2 separate regions of the Homo sapiens genome follow, and region 2 is linked to region 1. Evidence: read pairs that join two places in POLR2A ChIA-PET (ENCODE). Cell type or tissue: GM12878. All regions are shown on one strand. Links, peaks and the distances in the headings refer to the core of each region. The heading gives the core; the rest is flanking DNA. Region 1 overlaps SHLD1 (shieldin complex subunit 1). Region 2 overlaps CHGB (chromogranin B).

Region 1 (8,000 bases), core at 1-8,000:
TGTAGACAGCCACCGTCTTCCTGTGTCCTCATATGGCCTAGAGAGAGAGCCTCTTTCTCATGTCTCTTATAAGGGCACTAATGCCATCATGAGGCTTCCACCCTCAAAACTTAATTACCTCTAGCTGGGCACAGTGGCTCATGCCTGTAATCCCAGCACTTTGGGAGGCCGAGGCGGGTGCATCGCCTGAGGTCAGGGGTTCTAGACCAGCCTGGCCAACATGGTAAAACCCTGTCTCTAATAAAAATACAAAAATTAGCCGGGCGTGGTGGCAGGCGCCTGTAATCCCAGATACTCGGGGGCCTGAGGCAGGAGAATCACTTGAACCCAGGAGGTGGAGGTTGTAGTGAGCCAAGACCGCACCATTGCACTCCAGCCCCGGCAACAGAGCAAGACTCCGACTCAAAAATAATAATAATAATAAATAAGTAAGCATAAAAAAAAAGCATTCACATTGGTTTACTCATCCTACCCCATGGAAGGCTCTGGGTGTGATAATTGCTCTCTGCATACTCCACACTGCAGTGTTTTAGGGCACATTAATAGTGATCACTCCCATTTATTGAGCATTTACTACCTGTCAGGTTTTATACTGTCAGGCTCCATGCTAAATATTTCACAAACATCATCACTTTTTTTTTTTCTTTTCAAGACAGAGTCTCACTCTGTTGCCCAGGCTGAGTGCAGTGGCACAATCTCGGCTCACTGCAACCTCCACCTCCCTGGTTAAAGCAATTCTCCTGCCTCAGCCTCCTGAGTAGCTGGGATTACAGGCGTGCACCACCATGCCCAGCTAATATTTATATTTTTAGTAGAGATGAGGTTTCACCATGTTGGCAAGGCTGGTCTTGAACTCCTGACCTCAAGTGATCCACCTGCCTCAGCCTCCCAAAGTGTTGGGATTACAGGTGTGAGCCACCACACCCAGCCCAAACATCACCACTTTTAATTCTTATCACATACCTGAGAAGTGGAAATCATTCCCATTTAATAAGTGAGGAAACAAACTTGGAAAAGTTAGGAAACTTTCCCAGTGTCACTTAGCAAATGACAGAGCTGACTGAATCCAAAGGAAATGTTTCACTTTTTTTTTCTTTTTCGAGGTATGATCCTGCTTTGTTGCCCAGGCTGAAGTGCAGTATTGTGGTTCCCCTGGACTCAAGCAATCTTCCCTTCTCAGCCTCTGAAGTAGTTAAGACTATAGGCGTGTGTTATCCTGCCTAGCTAATTAAAAAAAATTTTATTTTTTTTTTTTGTTTAGAGATGAGATCTCACTATGTTGCCCAGGCTGGTCTTGAACTCCTGGGCCCAAGCGATCCTCCCGCCTCAACCTCTCAGTGTTGGGATTACAGGCATGAGCCACCACACCCAGCTAAAATCACATTGTTATTGGAAGAAAAAGAAAGCTTTTTCTAACCTGGGAAGTGACCAAGAGGATGATACCACTGAGACAAGGAACTGCTGCAAATAAATTTAGGCAAGTTTTGTTAACTTGATAGAACAAACACTTTGGAGAGGTGGAAGGAGTTTTAGGGAGGAATATTAACTTTTTGATACTATTTTATTCAAACTTAAACATTTTAAAACAATTTTTATTTTGCTGTGCACTCTGCAATTCTGTAGTACTTTTATATGTTTTGCCACAATACCCACTAGGTTTGTTTTTAAAAAGGACCAGGGCTGTGAGTGGTGGCTCATGCCTGTTATCTGGCATATCTGGTATATTATGAGGCTGAGGCAGGAGGATCCCTTTTTCTTTTTTTTTTTTTTTTTTTTGAGACAGAGTCTCGTTCTGTCGCCCAGGCTGGAGTGCAGTGGCGCGATCTCGGCTCACTGCAAGCTCCGCCTCCTGGGTTCACGCCATTCTCCTGCGTCAGCCTCCCAAGTAGCTAGGACTACAGGTGCCCACCACCATGCCTGGCTAGTTTTTTTTTTTTTTTTTGTATTTTTAGTAGAGATGAGGTTTCACCGTGTTAGCCAGGATGGTCTCGATCTCCTGACCTTGTGATCCGCTTGAGAGGATCCCTTGAGTTCAGGAGTTTGAGACCAGCCTGGACAACGTAGCAAAACCCTGTCTCTACTAAAAAAAAATTTAAAAATTAGCCGGGTGTGGTGGTACACACCTGTGGTTCCAGCTACTCTGGAGGCTGAGGTGGGAGAATCACTTGAGCCTGGGAGGTGGAGGTTGCAGTGAGCCATGATCGTGCTACTGCACCCCAACCTGGGCGACAGAGCAAGACCTTGTCAAAAAAAAAAAAAAAAATAAGGACCAGATCACCCAGAGCTTCCCAAGAACTAAGTGAGAATGGTATCTTTCAGCCATGACAGGAGCAGGGAATACACTAGAATCAAATGGAAGCCCAGCCGTTCTGTTATTTAATAACACCATCTCTAGTAGATCACCCTAAGCAGAAATAAACGTGCTCAGGTTTATCTATCACAAAGAGAACTTCATTTTAACATCACTAGGAGACTTTTACACAGCATGGAAGGCTGTTGATTTTTCTGTAAACATTCCAGAGCTACCTTTTGTGAGAAATTATCTACAAAAGTCAGTTAGGAGGCCAGATGCAGTGGCTCATGCCTGTAATCCCAGCACTTTGGGAGGGCGAAGCAGGTGTATCGCTTGAGGCCAGAAATTCAAGACCAGCCTGGACAACATGGTGAAATCTCATCTCTACTAAAAATACAAAAATCAGCCAGGCATGGTGGTGGGCACCTGTAATCCCAGCTACTGGGAGGCTGAGGCATGAGAATCACTTGAACCTGGGAGGTGGAGGCTGCAGTGAGCCAAGATGACACTACTGCACTCTAGTCTGGGCAACAGAGTGAGACTCTGTCTAAAAAAAAAAAAAAAAGTCAGTTAGGAGAGGTTATCACTGGTAATCTTGCTGTTACCAAGCAATGAACTTGAGGTGACAGCCTTAAACTCTGAAGGAGGTCACTGCCCTAACAGCCCAACCTGGTTTACTCCGACCTAACCATTTTCCACCTTAAGTTTCAGAATTGTCCAGGGGCCTGGGTTTTTCATTTATAAGTTGAGTCCATTTTCTTTTCCATGCCTCTTGTTCATAGGTAGCTGTAGTTACGGGTTCTCTCCCCATGGCCCTTCAGGAGGCTCTTGCCGACATTTTAATCTAATTCTGATGACTCTGGATCTATTGTTTGCTCAGAGACATGCCCACCTTTACACTAATCTCTACTGGGCCACCATTCTATCTCAGATTCTTAACACCTCCAGTTCCCAAGCCAGTTTGATGTTCTCTCTTGCTTACTTGCTGTTATGTGTTGTAAGGAAGTTGATCTTCCAGGGATTGGGAAATATAGCCAAGGTTTCCAGTTGGAGGGTCATTCAGGGTGACTCACCATTGGTCTCTGCCCATCCTGGTATTTACTCAGTGAGGCACACACTGTTGGCTACCTTCATGTAGCTTGTGCTTGGCTCAAAATAGAGTTGACTATCTCAAGAACTGGCAGAGTATGGCAGGTTGCTTACAGCTGAATGGGGGGTCTAAGGGTGAACTTGGGACCTGGCTCCCCCAGCTACTGGGTGAAATAGAGCCAAGCTTTGGTCATTAGGATTCATTAACTTGGCATAGTTTTTACAATTTCTGTTTTTTTTTTTTTTTTTTTTTTTGGAGACAGAGTCTTGCTCTGTCACCCAGGCTGGAGTGCAGTGGTGCAATCTCAGCTCACTGCAACCTCTGCTTCCCAGGCTCAAGTGATTCTCATGCCTCAGCCTCCCTAGTAGCTGGGATTACAGGGGTGCACCACCACACCCAGCTAATTTTTGTATTTTTAGTGGAGACAAGGTTTTGCCATGTTGGCCAGTCTGGTCTCAAACTCCTGGCCTCAAGTGATTTGCCCACCTCAGCCTCCCAAAGTGCTGAATTACAGGTGTGAGCCAGTGCACCCGGCTTGACTGTAAGAGTTCAGTCATATCATCTGTTATCAAATTCTTCAGTCAAAATCCAGACACAGAGTTGGCAAGGGGTTGGGGTTCACAGTGGAGGCGTGGCGTAGTCTTCTGGTGGCACAGCACAGCCCAGCAACAGGCACGCTGGAGAGAATACCCAGAAATCCAGGCAGGTGGCAGGCAGTGTGCAGGTGCCTTCTCAGTGAGTAGCAAGGTCCCAGCTTCCAGGTTGGAGTCAGTGTCACAGTTCTAACCCCTGGAAGAGTAGTAGGCCAAGGAAGGGTGACCTTAGATTTAGGATATAGCAAGGACCGCTGCAAAACCCAGTTACAAGAACATGGGCCCAGGCTTAGGCTTAACTTGTGTAAAGGATTCCCCATTTCACCTTGCAGCTGCCCCTGACCATGGGCCTATCCCTGCCCTGCTTTTCCCAGCCAGGCTTTTTGAAGGGGCTGCCTGCCTTCCTCCTCACTTCTTCATCTCAGGATTGCTCCTCATTCCCAGGCACATGGCCTCTACCTCCATTCCCCTCTGGACTAAGCCTGCCCTTACTCAGATGCCAATGATCTTCCCTAGGAGCCAAACTGGATGGACGCTTCTCTGTCCTTTTGCTATGTGCCCAACTGCCGCATCACTGTTCATACTCTGGAGGAGCAAATTAGTAGCAAGGACATGAGACTTAAGAGCACTTTCCAGAAAACTACTGGGCTGATAAGAATCTGAGAGTGTTAGAAAAACCTCAAAAGCCTTAGTCATTCCAGTATGAGTATGTAAAGATGGGTAAAACTAGGCTATATATGTCTAATAAAGACACAGTCCATCTGGCCTGAAGTTCCCACCCAGCCACTCCTCATGAAATGATGGTAAAATAAACAACTTTTCACTTAAAGCAGGTGCAGGATTATAAAATCCTCCCCTCAGCCCTTCCTAGTGAGATATGGCAGAAGACCTGCTACTGCCAAACAGGGCTTCCTGAGAGCGAGTGCAGAGGCTCATGCCTATAATCCCAGCACTTTGGGAGGTCAAGGTGGGAGGATTGCTTGAGCCCAGGAGTTCGAGGCTACAGTGAGCTATGATTGTACCACTGCACTCTAGCCTGCGGGACAGAGTGAGACCCTCTTTCTAAAGAAAGAAAAATATAGAGTGTTCCTGGAACACCTTTTCCATAACATTCTTCTGTTTAGGTCCCTTTGAGATGTCATATTACACTACTTTTGTCTTTAGACTGAGTCTCGCTCTGTTGTCCAGGCTGGAGTGCAATGGTGCAATCTCGGCTCCCTGCAACCTCCGCCTCCTGGGTTCAAGCGATTCTCCTGCCTCAGCCTCCTGAGTAGCTGGGATTACAGGCACCCACCACCCTGCCCAGCTATTTTTTTGTATTTTTAGTAGAGACAGGGTTTCACCATGTTGGCCAGGCTGGTCTTGAACTCCTGACCTCAAGTCATCCGTCCACCTTGGCCTCCCGAAGTGTTCGGATTACAGGTGTGAGCTACCACACCCGGCCAATCTTACACTACTTCTTTCCTTCCAGCTCCAATCAAAAAGCTCCTCTGCCTTGTTTTCGGGACTCTGTGTAATCTGCTGCCTGGAATATTTGTTCAAAATATTTAATAACCAATACAGCAGTATTGCAATATTTCAACAACCGGCACGACTGTACAGGTGCACACGAGCTGAATAGAGGCCCCTGCTGCTGTCCAACTGCACATTAACACAGGCCTGCCAGTCCTGTCGGGCTTGCTTTTAGGCTGAGCCAACTGTTAATGTCTTAGCTGCATTGTTCCCCTCTCTGGAATGTGCCCCCTCCTCCCTGGTCAACTCCAGTCCACTCCAGAGATGGCTGAATTGAATCCATTAATTAGTCCCAGGTACAGACTTGCTGCTGGACTTGAACACCCTGTCTGTTAGATACTTGTTTTCTTTCTCGTTTGCTGCTTGGCTCAAGGGAAGCACAGAGTATACAGAATGGAAGAGCGGAGTTAAGAAACAGATGATCTTGGTTAAACCTCTCAAAAGCAAGATCACAAAGGTCACCCGAAGGCCCAGTCCCACATGTACTGCTAGAGCTTGATAAACTCTGGGTAGCTCATGTGGCGTATCTCACCTGCACCCTCTGGAACCTTTGTCCTGGAGAGCATCCAAGGTACTTTCTAATATAGGACAAGGAGTTTTCTCTGAAGTCGTTGTTAGACATTAACAATACAGATGTAGGAAATATCAGCCCTTTCCTCAAACTTGAACTTCTGCCTAAGAGCAGTGTCGGGGAAATTGGTTGCATGTAGACAGCAAATTGAATGTTAAACACAATAAGTCTTTGATGATTAAAGGCCATAGCTGGCAGGCAGTTATAAGTTTAAAGTAAATAGTGATTTAATGCACCTTTAGTCTTATTCTGGGAATCTGTCAACATCCCACTCTTCAAAGCCCATTTTGTAACTTGTGTATTTAGGCATTTCATCCAAGGAATTTAGTATTTAAGAGTAAAAAAAAGTTTGTTGTCTTCCTCTCTATAATTCATATTTCTTTGGAATTCTATAAAATTTTATTTCCAAAAGGAATGAATTATAAGCTCTTAGATAAAAAAACTCAAAATAAAATTTATATACTAGTTGTCAAATTCTTGATGTGTTGTTGTAGTTTTAAAATAGGAGTCAGGGTATATTTTAGATATATACATAAAATGCTAAAGACATTTTATAGTTGCATTAAGTGATATCCAACCTAGTGGCTAATACCCAGTCACTAGACCAAACCTGAGATACAGAGAGTATGGAGAGGAAAGGAAAGAAGGGAACAATGGTTATTGAACCAATTCTCTGAGAAATAACTGAGGACACAATTGGGTACATTTTATCAGATACCAAGTAGATGGGCTTTATTTGGAAGGTTTGGGTATTCTGTGTGGCAGTGCTTCTCTGCTTTTGTTGCCTCTTCCTAGATTTGGGGTTTTTGTTGTTGTTGTTGTTTTGAGACAGAGTCTCACTCCATCACCCAGGCTGGAGTGCAGTGGCAAGGTCTCGGCTCACTGCGACCTCCGCCTCCCAGTTTCAAGGATTCTCCTGCCTCAGCCTCCCGAGTAGCTGGCACTACAGGAGCCCGCCACCACACCCGGCTAATTTTTGTATTTTTAGTAGAGACAAGGTTTCACCATGTTGGCCAGGCTGGTCTCAAACCCCTGACCTCAGTTGATCCACCTACCTTGGCCTCCCAAAGTGCTGGGATTATAGGCGAGAGCCACCATGCCCAGCCTCCTAGATTGAGTTATGCAGATTCAGCTATCTAGACTGGATTTTCAGCTCCAGAATCGGATTTTGAGCTCTTTGCATGCTGCTGTTAGAAGGCAGCAGTGAATTTTAATTGTATGGCCTGAGGCGTGAAGGATAAACCATAAGTGTATATGACTGAGGCTCACAGAGTTAGAGAAGGTTACAGTCTCCGAGCTGGTGGTTCCTCACAGCTCTTTAGGAACTACAAGTTTGAGATTGAGTGGGGTCATGAGCTTGTGGGGCCCTGGATGCTCTACCTTATGCATCCAGGCAGGCATTCATCCAAAGAAAGGGTGCCAGAACCAGGAGGAGTTCGAAAACCACTAAGCGGCCGGGTGCGGTGGCTCACGCCTGTAATCCCAGCACTTTGGGAGGCCGAGGCTGGTGGATCACTTGAAGCCAGGAGTTTGAGACCAGCCTGGTCAACATGGCAAAACGCCGTCTCTACTAAAAATACAAAAATTAGCCAGGTTGGTGGTGTGAGCCTGTAATTCCAGCTACTCAGGAGGCTGAGGCAGGAGAATTGCTTGAACCCGGGAGGCGGAGGTTGCAGTGAGCCGAGATGGCGCCACGGGCACTCCAGCCTGGGCGACAAAGTGAGACTGTCTTAAAAAAAAAAAAAAGAAAAAAGAAAACCACAGAGCCCAGCTAATCCTCTCATTTTCCACATGGGGAAGTTGAATCCCAGGATAATGAAGAAAATCACCCAAGGCCATGTAGTAACCTGGCAACTCCTATTTTCTGGGTGACCCTCTGTGCAGACTAACTGTAACTTCTCTATCCCTTCTTTAAAACTAAAAAAGTATAGTTCTCTATAA
Region 2 (17,332 bases), core at 3,439-11,438, 140 kb after region 1:
AGCACCAAATTAAACTACAGGTTTTCTTCAGCTGTTTTAATGATTTAGAAAATTGTCCATATCTGAGATTGAGACTCCTACCTAGAATTGAGATACTGCCATCCATGAATATGAAGCTTTTATTGGCAGCAATTACTAGATCCAAAAGGTAGAAACAAAATGAAAGCCAGTCGTAATTAATTTTATTGTAAGCTATATACATTCAGAATTTGCTAAAATTCTTGTCATTCTCACAAATTGTCAATAAATGTTCTCAATTTCATTAAAGAAAATCAAATGAATATTTATAATTATTTCTGGTCAAAATACTTTCAGAAAAGAATTGCTTTGCTTAGGAGGCTGTAGACCACAAAAACAGTGACATTTGTGGGAATGATTTAACTATTGTGGTACAATACTTACAGATCTCTTATGTAACAGAATATTTTAAATAAAAGTTTATATTTTAATAGCAGCTAAAATGAAGACATAATCTTTTTAAAAATTGAGCTTAATTTGTATATCATATAATCCACGCTTTTAAATTATATAGTTCAGTGGTTTTTGGTATATTCGCAGATTGTGCAACTATTACCACTATCAAATTTCAGAACATTTTCATCACCCCAGAAAGATACCACAAACCCATTAGCAAGCACCTCTCCATTCCCACCTCCCCACAGCCTCTGGCAATGAGACATGTTAGACTTCAAGTAGAGCTGGTAATTTGCAAAATTACAGGGCTGGGGGAAGCCTCAAGAAACCATCTAGCTCATTCACTTATCCTTAAGAACTTCTGAAAGATATGCACAACCTTCTATGGAAGCTATTGTGCACTCTAAAAATTAATATAAGGGAAGTAGTAAAATGATATCCATATTATTCTAGGTAAAATGGTTTCTTTATCTTTCTTTTTCTTTTCTTTTCTTTTCTTTTTTTTTTTTTTTTTTTGAGACAGAGTCTTGCTCTGTTGGCCAGGCTGGAGTGCGGTGGTGCAATCTCAGCTCACTGCAACCTCCATCTCCCGGGCTCAAGCAATTGTCTTGCTTCAGCCTCCCGAGTAGCTGGGATTACAGGTGTGTGTCACCACGCCCAGCTAATTTTTTTGTATATTTAGTAGAGATGAGGTTTCACTATGTTGGCCAGGCTGGTCTCGAACTCCTGACCTCAGGTAATCCGCCAGCCTCGGACTCCCAAAGTGTTGAGATTACAGGCATGAGCCACTGCACCCGGCCGGGAAAATGGTTTCTAAATTCAGAAGAGCTTATTTAACTTATTTTACAGTTATATTTTCAATCCAGTATCAAACCTTAACAGTATTAGATATTAATACATCAGAAGTTGCTCTCAGATTTACCAGATTATTTGATAATTTTTCTACCATTTGATTGCTTTACTTTTAACACGAGCAGTAGGTTTTCTTTTTTTTTCGTATATACCTACAGAGAGCATTAGATTTTCTGTTGTGCCACCTGAATCTTACTGTATGCAAAAGTAAGTTGAACTACTTTAAGGATGACAACATGCCTTTGGCTATTACCTTGTTGTCACAAATTTTACCGGAAAAATACAGAAGCACCTAGATGTCTCACCAAGATGTATAATGTATGTTCAAAAGCAGACCCTAGTTTTTTTTTCCATCAAAAAGAGATCTGAAGAGCCTCAGTCAGAGAAACAACGGTTTCATAAATACAAACCTAAGCTACAAGTTGTCTAGAGTAATAAAAGAAAAATCTTTCTCTGCCCCCAAATCTGGTAACTATTAATACTTCAGCAATACCAGTAGTTAATAAAAACATCTATTTTACATTTGTAAAAAAAAAGGGAAAGTATTAGCAAGAAACTGCATTATCAAGAAGGCTTAGTAAAGCTGCATTTTTTAAAAGTCATCTGATTTATTAGGGGAGTTATTCTCTCGCAGTCATTTATTTGCAGAAGATATTACAGATTTCCAGCGGAAAGAGAAAGTGCTGAAATGGGTGTGTTCTCAAGTAGCCATTTGGAGGATGAAAGAACAGTTGAGTATATTGGACCTTGGGTACCAAAAGTGGGCCAACTGGATCTTGCCTGATAAGCATTTCAGGAGGAACTTGGGGTCTTCATAGCATAACTTTGGGCTTCTTGAAACAGTTGAAGTGATCCCAGATCATGCTTTGAAAAGAAAAATTTGGTAAAGTAAGTAAATGAATAGGTGTTTTATTTCCAGGTTGAGCCCCATGATATGTAATTGATAGGGGGTGGGGAATGTTTAAAGAGGCTTAGAGCAAAGCATTTTGCAAGGAAAGGTCAGGTTGCTGCATTTGAATAGCTTTCATGTCTGATGTCTGAGAACTTGCCCCAGCTAGCTCTACTCTCTTCTCAGGGACTTAGAAGAATTTTCTGCACTAGCGTCTCCTGCTCAGTTGCCTGCTACAGGAATGCCAGGAGAACTGTAGAGATGGACTTACATGTAAATGCTTTGGGCTGTTCTAATAGAAAGGGCTTAGAACAAAGTCAAAGTGAAAAAAGAATCAAAGCAGCTTTGAGACAGAAAAAAAATGGCACTGAAAAATTAAAATTACCTGAAGCATTTTTGAAGAAGACAAAGCAACTTCAAACACTGTTTTAAGATAGGCGGAATCCCATGAAATTTTATTGAAATAAATTAAAATTTTTCTTTTAAAATATTCTTATAAACCAATGGTTAAACACCAATTTGCATAAAATATTATGGACTTGATGCTGTACTAGGAGGGTTAGATATCTGCCATGTTCTTTACATGGTTGCAAACAGTGTGGAGAAAGAGAAACACAATGTTGATACGGATGCATAAACGAGCTTGTTCAGGCAAAGGCCTTGCGGGTGAAAAATGAGGTAATTAATTATGGAAGACATCCATAACCATGTTTTTGTCAAGGAAGTAAGTTTTGGGAGGATATATTTTTGGAAACAGAGATACGGAGAGAGAGCCACAGATCTTTACCTATTTGGGGTAGGCAGAGAAGGACCAAGGAGGGCATTCTTGTTTTATTAGACTTAGTTTGGTTTAAACTTTTTTTTTTTTGAGACGGAGTCTGGCCCTGTCACCCAGGCTGGAGTACAGTGGCACGATCATGGCTCACTGCAACCTCCGCCTCCTGGGTTCAAGCAATTCTCCTGCCTCAGCCTCCCAGGTAGCTGGCGCGTGCCACCACGCCTGGCTAATTTTTTGTAGTTTTAGTAGAGACAGGGTTTTGTCATGTTAGCCAGGTTGGTCTCGATCTCCTGACCTTGTGATCCACCAGCCTTGGCCTCCCAAAGTGCTGGGATTACAAGCATGAGCCACCGCACCCAGCCCTAGCTTAAACTTTTAATTGAAATAAAATATATAGAAAATGGAACAGATCATGAGTATACAGCTTAATACGCACACCTGTGTAACCAGCACTGAGATTAAAAAATGGGACATTTCTGGTTCCCCAGAAGTCCCCTCCTTGTCTGTGGTCTAGATTTGATTTATACCGGATCTAAAATAGCATTTGTTTCCAAATATATTTAAGACATTGCCAGGGGAAAAACAACAACTAATGTGGGGTGATTTTGTCAGTTGGGGTCACACAGCTTTCAAAAACCAACTCAAGTCATTTTCCATTCTTTTTCTCCTTCAAAGCTGTCAATTCCATGCCAGTGGATAACAGGAACCACAATGAAGGAATGGTAAGTTGCAATGTCAATCTTAGAATCTAGACTTGTGTCTAGACTCTAGATTCTCCCAGTCCCTATTATACCAAACCAAACACACGCATGACATAATCTTACAAAGCCAGGTTTTCATTGCTGACAGAATGTGAGCAAGGGATGCCCCTCCTGCACTGAGCTCCTATGTCCTGTCAGGATGGTTTAGCACCCCTGAGGATAGCTGTGCCATTGGTTCAGAAATGGGTGTTTATTTCCCTTCTCCAGATAATCCCAACTCAGTGCCTTCTTGCATTATTCTGTGTAGAAGTTTGGAAGATTTCATTCTGTTCCTGTAAATCTGTATCTCCGCCCTAAGAATACTGCATCAGCCCAGGTCACGTAATCAAGTCTTCCTTGACAGCAGCTCTGGGTTGAGTAGTCTGTCATCCAGTGATACCAGCTTCTCCAACCTGCTTTCGGGTTTCCCCCCAGGTGACTCGCTGCATCATTGAGGTCCTCTCAAATGCCTTGTCGAAGTCCAGCGCTCCACCCATCACCCCTGAGTGCCGCCAAGTCCTGAAGACGAGTAAGTGTCCCACACGGCAGGCAGATCTTGGTCACTGCAGTGATCCTTGTTCCTACTCCCTCCACATCACCTTCTACTTTATCTACAAATGACCTGGGGGCATAATGCACTAGGAAGAGTATTGATTGACTAGGCCAGTATCTGGGAGACAGAAGATATGACTCCTAGTTCCTGCTTTACCACTTCGCAGCTGTGTGACTATAGGAAAGACAGTTTGCCTCTCTTTTCCTCAAAGTAAAATGAAGGAGTTGAACTCAGTGATAGTCTTTCAGATGTCTATCCGTTCTTAAATTCCTTAGTTCCATACTTTGGATTTTTAGAACCGGACTTCCTTTGGGTGGAGGGGGTTTGGGAAATGCTGGTTTGTGATTAGATGAGGAGGGGGGTTATGGAAGTGTTGGACAATGACAGAGGGAGATTTAAAAATCATTCTTCTCTTTGCCTTTTGCTCTTCTGACAGTGAGAATCAGGAAGCTGAGAAGCAAGAAACTTAGAAAGGTGACTTAAAATTCTGGCCTATTTACACAACAAATTAGCTAAGATATTTTAATGTATAGCTTACTAGAATAGAAGGTGCCACCAAATGGTACCAGGAGTTCCAGGCCTGAGAACTGGAAGGGTTTCAGGTAGAGGCAGTGCATTCCAGTGAGGCAGACTAATGGCTTTCTGAGTCCAGCCTGTGAAGTGTTCTCAATATGAAACCATTTCTGCTGAAAATAAAATTTGAACAGTAATATAAGCAGTACCCATTGGAAATTGACATTATGAGGTCAATTTTACAAAACTATGCAGTCTCTGTTATGCATGAAGCCACACTGATTCAAACAAATCCAGAAAACACTGCCCTCTTCAACACTGTCCTCTGCTTTTAAACTTTTAGTCAGGCTGGGAACAGTAGATTTTATCTTATTTTTTCACCTTTAAAAATCTTTCAGGTGGGCATAGTGGCTCACACCTGTAATCCCAGCACTTTGGGAGGCCGAGGCAGGTGGATCACCTGAGGTCAGCAGTTTGAGACCAGCCTGGCCAACATGGTGAAACCCTGTCTCTACTAAAAATACAAAAAAAAAAAAAAAAAATTAGCCAGGCATGGTGGCAGGCACCTGTAATCCCACTACTCAGGAGGCCGAGACAGGAGAATTGCTTGAACTTGGGAGGCAGAGACTGCAGTGAGCCAAGATTGAACTCCATTGAACTCCAGCCTGGGCAACAAGAGTAAGACTCCATCTAAAAAAAAAAAAAAAAAAAAAAACTCTCATTGCCACCAGCCTGGCCAATATGGTGAAACCCCATCTCTACTAAAAATACAACAACTAGTTGGGTGTGGTGGCGGGCGCCTGTAATCCCAGCTACTTGGGAGGCTGAGGCAGGAGAATCGCTAGAACCTGGGAAGCAGAGGTTGCAGTGAACTGAGATCGTGGCATTCCACTCCAGCCTGGATACAGCCTGGGTGGCAGAGTGAGGCTCCATCAAAAACAAAAACAAAAACAAAAAAAACACCAAATAAACACCTCTCGCTGCCAGACAAGACTCTCTTGCTATAGCTATACATGAGCCCTCATGCATGAAATGGTAAAAAGCAAATAGTGATTGGCCAAAAGAGTAACCTGAGGCCAGGCGCAGTGGCTCACACCTGTAATCCCAGCACTTTGGGAGGCTGAGGCGGGCGGATCACAAGGTCAGGAGATCAAGACCATCCTGTCTAACACAGTGAAACCCCATCTCTACTAAAAATACAAAAAATTAGCCGGGCGTGGTGACACACGCCTGTAGTCCCAGCTACTCAGGAGGCTGAGGCAGGAGAATCGCTTGAGCCCAGGAGGTGGAGGTTGCAGTAAGCCGAGATTGCCCCACGGCATTCCAGCCTCAGTGACAGAGCGAGTCTCTGTCTAAAAAAAAAAAAAAAAAAAAAAAAAAAAAAAAAAAGAGCAACCTGAATTAATTCAATCTTTGGGGGCTTCAGGTAACAATGGTAGCTGTGGGGGCCTGAGCCTTTAGGGACCCTAGAAACAGTGGATGGAAGCTTTCCTACCACTCCCAGCCCACATACCTCTTTCTGAGTTTCTTTCCAACTTCTTTTTTCCAGCAGTTACAGGAAGTGAGTAAGAGCAGAGTGGGTCACTAGGCAGAGAGTAAAGGCTGCTCCTTTTGGCAAACCCATCTTGGTATCTCCCTTTCCCTTTCTTTGTTTACTAGACCAATGCAAAAGTGAGGGGCCTGTCCCATCAGCTCACTAAAGAACCACAGTTGCTTAGGAAAAGTTGCCTATGCCTGCCTGCCAAGATCTTAGCCCTTAGATTATGGCATAGTAACTCTAGCCTCTGCTCCAGCCCTGATTATGCCCTGAGGTCTTTTGGTGTCTGTTGAGAGAGACGTAGGGAAACTGGGAAAAATCAAATGTATCTAAGGATCCTGGAGATGTTATACCCAGAGAGTGACAGAATGCTGAGATGGCGAAGGTTTAAGAGCTCTTCTGTGGTTGAGCCTTAAACACCAGGCAGAGCTAGACAGACAAATAACACAAAAGAGTAAGGCAGGACAGGAAGTGACTCACAGACTGGAGGGCACATGCCTTTTCTGAGAGGGAGCAGGTAATTCTCAGCTCTAAACCCGTTATGGAGAAATACAGACTATGTTGTCAAATCTTGGGATTTTTCAAAAGAAGTTAAAATTTTGATTTTTAAAAGACATCTCCTGGTATTTTCATATCGCCTCTGAATTCAGATGTACTAAAACTGCTGTTTAGGTCAAACAGAATTTACCTCTGATGCACCAGTTTGCAACTTTTATCCTATTCTAGTTCTCTCTCTCTTGTTGGCATGTCGTAAACTGATCAGAAGACTGGTGGAGCTTTTGCCCAACTGGTTGGATGAATGCCTTTATACAGCCTCTGTTCCACCCCACGCCCATCTCCACTCCCACTCCTACTTGCATGTCTCAGAGTCAGCATATACTCACTGAGCAAATGAGTATTTGGGGAGTAGGACAGAATCATTGTTTTATGGATTTGAGAGACCTCAGGGAAGACGTAGTCTAATTTCTTCACAGGTACAAGAATCTCTTTGACTAGGGTTGATCTGGTCATCCTTACAGCATGACAGATGCATTTCCCTGTTTTCGCTTGAAAGTAAGTGTGAGCTTCACAGCTTGATTTTACAGCTTGACAGTGAGTGTGTGCTGCTATCACAGCCTCTTCCAGGCCCACCTGCGGGGCTTAAAGCTAAATTTAGTAGGAAGAGCTAAGCCTCAGGCACATGCTGCTCAGGCAGTACATATTTAATTGGGAAAAAATAAAAATACTTCTGTTCCTGACACTTAAGACTCACAAACCAGTAGGCAGTAGGAAAGGGACCACAGTGACTCGGCCCCTGGAGGCTGAGATCTTGTCTGATCAGCTCTATTTCAACCAACTCTCAGAATGACATCAGTATCTGTCTGTCTTAGTCAGCTTGGGCTGCTATATCAAATACCATAGATTGGATGGCTTAAACAACTAACATTTATTTTTCACAGTTACAGCAGTCGGAAGTCCAAGATCAGAGTGTCTTATGAGGGCCCACTTCCTGGCTTGTAGATGGCTGCCTTCTGTCACTGTATCCTCATCTGGTGGAGACAGAAATCATCTCTTTCTCATATCTCCTTTCTTAGGGCACTAATCCCATTGTAAGTGCTCTACCTTGATGACCTAATTACCTCTCAGAGGCCCCCACCTCCACGTGCTATCACATTGAGGATTAGGGCTTCAACATTTTGGAATCACACAAACATTTAGTCAATAGCACTGCCCAGAGCCACCATGCTTCCCTGTGCCCATCTGGCTAGCCATGCCCCAATGCTATACACACCACCACTGGCTTTTAAGAGGCAAAGAGACTGGTGACAGATGGGCCTTCTCTCAGATGTCTGGAAAAGGCCAGGGACATTTTCATTGCCTCATAAACATGAGAATATTATTATCATGCCAGACTGGACTTTAAACAGAGAGGTACAGAGAGTCCACTATTTCTTGGACATTTTTACAAAATAAATAATTTTTTTCCATTTTGCAAATATCATTTCAAAATAACTTATCAGTGCCACCCAATAGAAATATAATGTGAGCCACAAATATAATTTCAAATTTTATAGTAACCACATTTAAAAAGTAAAAAGAGACAGGTGGAAATTAATTTCAATAATATATTTTATTTTTATCCAATTTTTTTCTGATATATAATTTTATAAATCTGATCTATTTGAAATATATATTATCCAATACATCCAAAATATTATTTCAACATATAATGATATAAAAATTGTTGAGATTATTTTACATTATTCTTTATTCTCAGAAGTCTGATGTGTATCTTACATATATAGCATGTCCCAGATCGGACCAGCCACATTTCAAGTGCTCAACAGCACTTGGGCTTATGGTGCCTGCAGTGTAGACCCAGAGCTGTCAGTGGCCTTGGCTTCAGGCATTTTATCTGAACTCTGTGACATAGGTTGAAATCCAAGCCCTCCCAGCTAACAACTGAGACAATGCTAACTGCCTATCTCCTTTCATGGGGTGCCCTTGAGTTAAGGAGGACTTAGTAAAGGAGCTATTGATATTTGGAAAAGATGGACGAGAACAGCATTCAATTAAAATATCAGTTATACCATGTACTCTGACTCTGGAAACACAAAGATAACTCACTGTGCTGAAGTCTGTCCCCAACATCTGAGAACATGTTGGGTGGATGGAACCTGAGTGAAGAAAGAAATGGCCCTTTCCACTGATGTGCAGTTTTCTCAGGCAAGAAATGTACACCCTTATCACCAGCTACTAAGTTATATATCACATACTGCTAGGTTGAGCCTACAGTTGATTGGATAATAAAAGTCTGATATAAACTAATAATTTCAAATGTTTAAATCCTCCTTTGAATCTTGATATTTCTTATTTTGGCTAGTTAACTATCTAGCTGGATTATTGTTAGAGCCATTCACATAGTGCTAACTTTTTAACTCCTACTTGAAGAAAATATGGAAAGAATGGTCTTGGATTATACCATGCTGAGTCTCAATGTCTGCAAAAAGAAGAGGTTGGACTGGATTAGATGAATTCTAAGATGTTTCCTGCCTCTAAATTCTAATATTTCATAAATCTATATCTCGATTTCAGTTTGATCATTGGTAGTACCAATGAGAGAAGCTGGCTGGGCATTATGAAGACATAAAAATATAGACAGTTTATTACCAGATTTAAACACAGTCAAGGAGCTTTCATAGCATTTACTTTCAAAAGGAATCTGAGTATATTCTTCATTAACTTAAATAATTATCCAAGCAATTTTCAGTGTCATCAGGATTTGTAGTGATTACTGAGGCTGGTGCTTGTGGAACCACAAGCAATTCTGAAATTATACCTACTCTTCATTTTCATTATAGGTAGAAAAGACGTCAAAGACAAAGAGACAACTGAAAATGAAAACACAAAGTTTGAAGTAAGATTGTTAAGAGACCCAGCTGATGCCTCGGAAGCCCACGAGTCCTCCAGCAGGGGAGAGGCAGGAGCCCCAGGGGAGGAGGACATCCAAGGCCCAACAAAGGCAGACACAGAGAAATGGGCAGAGGGAGGCGGGCACAGCCGAGAGCGAGCGGATGAGCCCCAGTGGAGCCTCTATCCCTCCGACAGCCAAGTCTCTGAAGAAGTGAAGACACGCCATTCTGAGAAGAGCCAGAGAGAGGATGAGGAGGAGGAGGAGGGAGAGAACTATCAAAAAGGGGAGCGAGGGGAAGATAGCAGTGAAGAGAAACACCTTGAAGAGCCAGGAGAGACACAAAACGCTTTTCTCAATGAAAGAAAGCAGGCTTCAGCTATAAAAAAAGAGGAGTTAGTGGCCAGATCGGAAACACATGCTGCCGGGCATTCTCAGGAGAAGACACATAGCCGAGAGAAGAGTAGCCAGGAGAGTGGAGAGGAGACAGGGAGCCAGGAGAATCACCCCCAGGAGTCTAAAGGCCAACCCCGAAGCCAGGAAGAATCTGAGGAAGGTGAGGAAGATGCCACCTCTGAGGTGGACAAACGACGCACGAGGCCCAGACACCACCACGGGAGGAGCAGGCCCGACAGGTCCTCTCAAGGAGGGAGTCTTCCCTCTGAGGAAAAGGGACACCCCCAGGAGGAATCTGAGGAGTCAAACGTCAGCATGGCCAGTTTAGGGGAAAAGAGGGACCACCATTCAACCCACTACAGGGCTTCAGAGGAAGAACCTGAATATGGAGAAGAAATAAAGGGTTATCCAGGCGTCCAGGCCCCTGAGGACCTGGAGTGGGAGCGCTATAGGGGCAGAGGAAGTGAAGAATACAGGGCTCCAAGACCTCAGAGTGAGGAGAGTTGGGATGAGGAGGACAAGAGAAACTACCCCAGCTTAGAGCTTGATAAGATGGCACATGGATATGGTGAAGAAAGTGAGGAAGAGAGGGGCCTTGAGCCGGGAAAGGGACGCCATCACAGAGGCAGGGGAGGGGAGCCACGTGCCTATTTCATGTCTGACACCAGAGAAGAGAAAAGGTTCTTGGGTGAAGGACACCACCGTGTCCAAGAAAACCAGATGGACAAGGCAAGGAGGCATCCACAAGGTGCGTGGAAAGAGCTGGACAGAAATTATCTCAACTACGGTGAGGAAGGAGCCCCAGGGAAGTGGCAGCAGCAGGGAGACCTGCAGGACACTAAAGAAAACAGGGAGGAAGCTAGGTTTCAAGATAAACAATATAGCTCCCATCACACAGCTGAAAAGAGGAAGAGATTAGGGGAACTGTTCAACCCATACTACGACCCTCTCCAGTGGAAGAGCAGCCATTTTGAAAGAAGAGACAACATGAATGACAATTTTCTCGAGGGTGAGGAGGAAAATGAGCTGACCTTGAACGAGAAGAATTTCTTCCCAGAATACAACTATGACTGGTGGGAGAAAAAGCCCTTCTCTGAGGATGTGAACTGGGGGTATGAGAAGAGAAACCTCGCCAGGGTCCCCAAGCTGGACCTGAAAAGGCAATATGACAGGGTGGCCCAACTGGACCAGCTCCTTCACTACAGGAAGAAGTCAGCTGAGTTTCCAGACTTCTATGATTCTGAGGAGCCGGTGAGCACCCACCAGGAGGCAGAAAATGAAAAGGACAGGGCTGACCAGACAGTCCTGACAGAGGACGAGGTATGGTCTAGGGCTTCTGTTTAAAAGTACTTACTCTGGTCAATGTTAGCACATTATGTTCAAGACTATCCGATATTCACGGGGAGAAATTGGTGGGAATTAATCACTATGAAAATGGTGCTCTAGTAATGGAGTGGAGGCCACCTTGGGGGTCGGTTTCCACCTACCTCTAGCCATCGTCCACATCCTTGTCCACCTCACTCGGTTGCATTGCTTCTCAACCTTGTCTGCACACTGGGGTCACCTGGAGAGCGTGAAAAATTACTGTGTTAGAGATTCTGTCTACTTAGTTCCTAGGGTGCTGCCTGATCATCAGAATATTTTAAAGCTTCCAGATGATTGCAGCGTTCAGCCAACGTTAACAACTGCTGTTCTGGTATCTTCCCCTTGGTCCTCTTATTGTTCATCACTCTCTCCCTGAGGCAGGGAGAATAGGTGATAGAGAAGTTTACTTGCTTGCCTATTTAGTTTGCTATCTTTATTATTTCATGCCCTACTGCCATCAGAAATTTGTATCTGGGAGAGGTAACACTACTGGAGCTGAACCTACCCAAACAATGTTTTTTTTCCTAATATTGATTATGTAGGTTGGTGCTTCTCAAAGTTGAATGTACATTAGGATCATGAGGGATTCCTAGCCCCCAGAGTTCCTCATTTAGTAGGTCCCAAGTGAGACCCCAATATCTGCATTTCTGACAAGTTCCTGGCTGATGCCACTGGTCAGGGGACCACACTTTGAGAGTTACTGAGGTAGGTTGACTAATGCAGCTTCTAACATGCCTAAAATTCCCCTTTGCACTCATGCTCCATCAAACTACAGCAAAAGAAATTGGTTCGGGACCTCATGCCTCCACTTTTCTGTATTTTCCAGAAAAAAGAACTCGAAAACTTGGCTGCAATGGATTTGGAACTACAGAAGATAGCTGAGAAATTCAGCCAAAGGGGCTGACTGTCATTGGAGCGGTGGGCACTGTTAAGAAGCAGCCATCACATGATCTGTTTTTCACCACTTCACTGAAAGACACCATTTATCTACCCAAGGGCAGAAAGTAGAACTTACTATTCATTAAATGTTTGACACAATTGGAATTGTCTTTAATTTCTGTCAGAATGCTATTGAAAATGTGAATTGCATGACTTGTAGCATATTCTTTTCTGCAAAATAGACATATTAACATGCTTATGACAATGACTGTGCTACTGTCTTTGGAAAAATGTTTGTCTCAGTTGGAAATAATAAAAGATTCACCTGAGACCAAAAGCTTCATTGTTCTCAGCTTCTTTTGGGCAAAGAGAGAGGTGTGTGACTTTTCAAATCTATTCTTTGAAGTAAATTGCAAAAGATGGCCCTAGGATTTGTTGGGTTTTGGATGCATAATAGAATAAAAAAGCAAACCTTTTGAAGTAATGTGCAGGATATAAAGAGAAATAGATTAGAAAAAGACATCTACTCCCCCATGCTGAGAGAGATTACAGGGGCTTGAAGAACCTGTTTCAAAAACAATCATAAGATATTACTTTAAAAATTCCTTTATCTAAAGAGCTCTACAAGTAGCCAGCCAAAGTTCATTTTTCAGGGCTGAGAAGAAAGCTTGGATAATGGGAAGAATTCCGGGGTGGGAGTGAAAACATCTGGATTGTCAAGACAGATCCCTGGCCCCTCAGATCTTGTCTGATTTCTACTCCTTAAGAAGATAGAGGCAGCTGGGTGCGGTGGCTTACAGTTGTAATCCTAGCACTTTGGGAGGCCCAGGCAGACAGATCACGAGGTCAGGAGTTTGAGACCAGCCTGGCCAACATGGTGAAACCCCATCTCTAATAAAGATACAAAAAAAAAAAGCTGGGCATGGTGGCGGGCACCTGTAATCCCAGCTACTTGGGTTGCAGTGAGCGCAGATCAGGCATTGCACTCCAGCCTGGGTGGCAGGGCGAGACTCTCTCAGAAAAAAAAAAAAAAAAAAAAAAAAAATATATATATATATATATATATATATATATATACATATATATATATATATATATAGAGAGAGAGAGAGAGAGAGAGAGAGAGAGAGGCTAGGCATGGTGGCTCACACTTGTAATCTCAGCACTTTGGGAGGCCAAGGCAGGTGGTTTGCTTGAGCTCAGGAGTTTGAGACCAGCCTGGGCAACATGGCGAAACCCCGTCTCTACAAAAAATTTAAAAATTAGCCAGGCATGGTGTTGTGCGCCTATAGTCCCTCCCTACTCAGGAGGCCAAGGCGGGAGGATCACTTGAGCCCTGGAAGTTGAGGCTGCATTGAGCCGAGATCGTGCCACTGCACTCCAGCCTAGGTGACAGAGTAAGGTCCTGTCTCAAAAAGAAAAAAAAAGGTAGAGCTTTTACTCTGCTGACTCTGTTACTAAGTAGCTCTGACTTTGGGCAAGTTACTTTTCCTCTCTGAACCTCAAGATCATCAATGAAATAAGATATTTGTCTCATTGAGTTGTTACAAGGATGATAGAGTTGATGCAAAACAGAGCAGTGCCTGGTGTATATCAACGGCATAGGAAGTGTTAGCTGCTGCCGTAATCATTCTTGCAGCTTCTTAGGACAATACAGTTGGACAATTCCCCTTCTCCCTTTTTTTACCTGTCATTTAATTCCTCACCCTTGGTGGCTTCTACTTGGTTGATTTCTACTGTTTTCACAGTTTTGGTAAAGAGTTATTCTCTGGAAGGTGGTGCAGAAGAGAGTAAGACCTTCTCTTTACTCTCTGAAGGTTGGATAATTAAGTCTATGGAATAAACTGACCGTAGGCAGATTAACAGGAGAAAAAAACATTTTAATTACATGCATAGGCCCAGGAGTCCCACACAATAGAAGACTCAGAAGGGCCAGATGATTGAAGTTTTTATAGCATCCTGAGCTACAGAAGAGAATAGGGGGCTTGGGGTTCCTGGGGGACACAGTTATGGGAAGGTAGCAGGAGGAATTGTATGATAAATAAAGGTTGTGTTGTTATGCAGATAAAATCTCTCAGGTAATCAAAGTGATCCAGCAGCCTTCTTTTTTTTTTTTTTTTAAAAGCTTAATGAAATTTTATTTTGAAAATATGGCAAAAGTCTAAGGCACTTCAAATATTTAAATACATGTAGGACCAAAGTAAATGTGACACAGTATAAAGGAATCCATAAATACAGAGAACTACACTATATTTCTCTAGAGGCAAATACATAGCCAATTCCTCTAACACAATTCAACCTTTATCATTAGATACAGAATTGTGCAATTATTAACAAAAATATGATAATGTTACATGTAGTTCTTCATGTCTTTAATTAGTATGAAATATAAAAGTTGAAAATACTGTGCCAATTTCATATACTCTTTTTTTTTAAAAAAGTCATATTTACATCTACCTAGATGAAACCAAATGAAAATATTTTCTTTTGTAAGTTTCATAGTTTTTGAGAGTTCTATCTAGCCCAGACTGAAGTTACTGATGATCAACTTTCTTACTTTAAAATAATACAAGAAAAATCAACAAAACTGTGCTGGGATGGAATTTTGGAAGAGCTTTCTAATGGTGCCACATTTGGTAAATATAAATATTTGTGGAAAAATTTTAAAACGTGATGCCAATGAGAACCTGACACTTCTCTGTGGTGGTGGTCTGGGAGTGGAGAGACGGAATAGAAGGTGCCCATTCAGGTCAGGTCAGGTCACAATTCCCTATGGCTGTACATAACAGAGCAGAGACTCAACAGCAACACAGAGTAGGTTAAAGTGCACCGTACGCAGACAGAAGATGGCCAGAAAGGAGGCATGTGTGCCCAGGCTGGCAGTCTCTGCACTGTGAAAGCTTCAGTCTTTAGCCCTGGGCTTTATGCTTCTGTTTGCTGGTGAGCTCAGGCACAATGCATATACATTCAGTGTCTGTCATTCCAACAGGCACAGTTGGCAGCTTAATGGTGGCATTAAAATGGAGGGCTATTTGCATACAATCAATCAAATGAAACTCTGTGGCTTCATTCCAAGCCTAGGGGTGCCCGGAGACTGAGCTTTTGCAAAGCTGATGTGGGCATACAGAAGAACAGTGATGCCCTTGTGCCCCACTTCCAGGGCGATCGAGAGCATGGTGCTGCCATCATTGTCCTGCAGGTGGACGTTGCAGCCCAGCTGGGCCAGCAGCAGCTTGATGATCTCCATGTGCCCGTGCTTGCTGGCACAATGAGGACCATGGAGCCCTTGTCGTCCTGGAGGTTGACCTGAGCCCCACAGGCCGGCAGACCATACACCATGCCGATCTGCACAGTAACTGACTGCAGCATGAGGGCCATCTGCCCCAGCTGACTGGCTTTGAGGCTCACCTTTCAGCCAGAGTTCTTCCCCAACCTGCATGTCCTCTGCTTCCGCAGCTGCGAGGGCCGCCAGCATGATGAAGGTATAGCCCCTTGTTCTGGTGATCCACGTTACACATGTGGGTGTCCAACAGCAGCTTCACAATCTCAAAATTGGAGTGGGACATGCTGTAATGGAGGGCTGTGTTGCTGTTGCCATCTGCCAAGTTGATGACCTAGTAGAGGGCATCCAGGGAGGTAGCCTCAAAAGCAGCTCTGTAGTCTCCCAGGGTGGCTGCAATGGCTAACTTCTGACTGGACACGCAGAACCCCTTGTGCTGGAGGGTGTTCAGACAGAACCTCATATCTTTGCTGGTCACAGCTTTGGGGTCATTTATATTATTTTTCAGTAAGTTGCAAGCAGACAACATTTTTTCACTTAATTTATACCTCCCTCTGATTTTCACCTTCTCAGGTTCACGTTCTTGAAACTGCATTTCATCTTCCACCCTGGCCAACTTGAAACCTTCAATGTTAATGGCATGGTGCCCTTTGGCCATTCCCCAAGTGTCTTCATCCTCGTCTTCTTCAAGAGGATACTACTCAATGACACTCAATGACATCACACTCGTCATCTGACTCAGAAGAAGAGCTTTCATCTGTGTGAAAATCATCACTTGAAGTTGTTGCATAACCTCCATTAATGCCAACAAACTGAAGATTCTTTTTCATGCCATTTGAATCTTTGTTACCATCTTTCTTCTTCATAATGGGCTCCAGTGTACTTTCATTGTTTGTGCATATGGAGGCCAGCGGCCATCTGGTTGTCTGTCAGGTTCACTAGAGACCATGTCCTTTCCTGAGCGGGGAAGGCATCCTGGCTGCTGACCAGCTTTCCTTCTGAGATCCCTACCTCTGAGCAGCCTTCTTCCTGATACAGATACTTTACTAATGTAGATTTCCTTTCTAGATGTACATTTCCTTGTAAAAAGGACAGCTTTTTAGAGCCATTCCTGTGTCTGTAGTTTCTCTGAATAATCAGCTCGAAATATGCCAAAGAGGTATATTTTTGGGTGGCACATTGTGGTCTCCTCCAGTCATATTTTGGGATGGTGTGGGCCGAGCCCCAGCAGAGGCAAAAATAAGACTTAAAATCACGTAGGACTTTTATCCATCAAGGAAGACCTGGTTCTCCTCCTCTTGGCTAAGTCAAGAATTGCCTGTGCTACTTAACCAGATTCTTTTTAGATGAACTCTCTGTGACATACTTTTCCAGGAGCATTGCTGCTTTGTCATATGGGGAGCCCATCAGTGCTATAAATCTGATGGCAAATTTTTCTAAACCTGGACACACACTTCTAGAAGGTTTCTTGCTATCTCTCTGCCTGCATTTTTTTTTTTTTCTGGCCATGGGATTGTGACTGCCTGTTTGTAAAGGGCAGTGATGGGGGTGTGAGGAGGGGAAGGCTGCTGGAGGAGGTAGCTCTTATAGTGGACAAGGGGGGTTGGTAAATACATACCATACTAGTTTTCTGGGGCTGCCATAACAAATCACCACAAAACGGATGGCTTAAAACAAGAGAAATTTATTCTCTTACAGTTTTGGAGGCCAGAAGTCCAAAATCAAGGTGCTGGCAAGGCCATGCT

The links. ChIA-PET counts read pairs that join two places held together with the same protein. Peaks named below come from ENCODE experiments on the same cell type or tissue, not always from the same donor. Only the 100,000 strongest peaks of a DNase experiment are listed, where the experiment ranks them.
Region 2: POLR2A ChIA-PET joins it to region 1 with 10 read pairs; 7 of 35 experiments call an interaction of 5 or more read pairs at or near these places.

Annotation. Positions count from the first base shown.
Region 1 is chr20:5,776,359-5,784,358 of GRCh38, forward strand. All of the region lies in intron 2 of SHLD1 (shieldin complex subunit 1), which reads left to right. Among named protein-coding and RNA genes, the nearest start is that of SHLD1, 30 kb to the left of the region's middle. In GM12878, for the core only: no CTCF peak of the experiment used is centred there; no DNase peak of the experiment used is centred there; H3K27ac peaks cover 497 bases.
Region 2 is chr20:5,912,718-5,930,049 of GRCh38, forward strand. It overlaps CHGB (chromogranin B), which reads left to right. Exons shown (of 5, transcript NM_001819.3): 2 at 3,609-3,655; 3 at 4,109-4,202; 4 at 9,618-11,383; 5 at 12,255-12,636. The coding sequence ends at 12,332. It also overlaps the pseudogene KANK1P1. Among named protein-coding and RNA genes, the nearest start is that of CHGB, 9.9 kb to the left of the region's middle. RefSeq lists an enhancer at 11,093-12,292. In GM12878, for the core only: no CTCF peak of the experiment used is centred there; no DNase peak of the experiment used is centred there.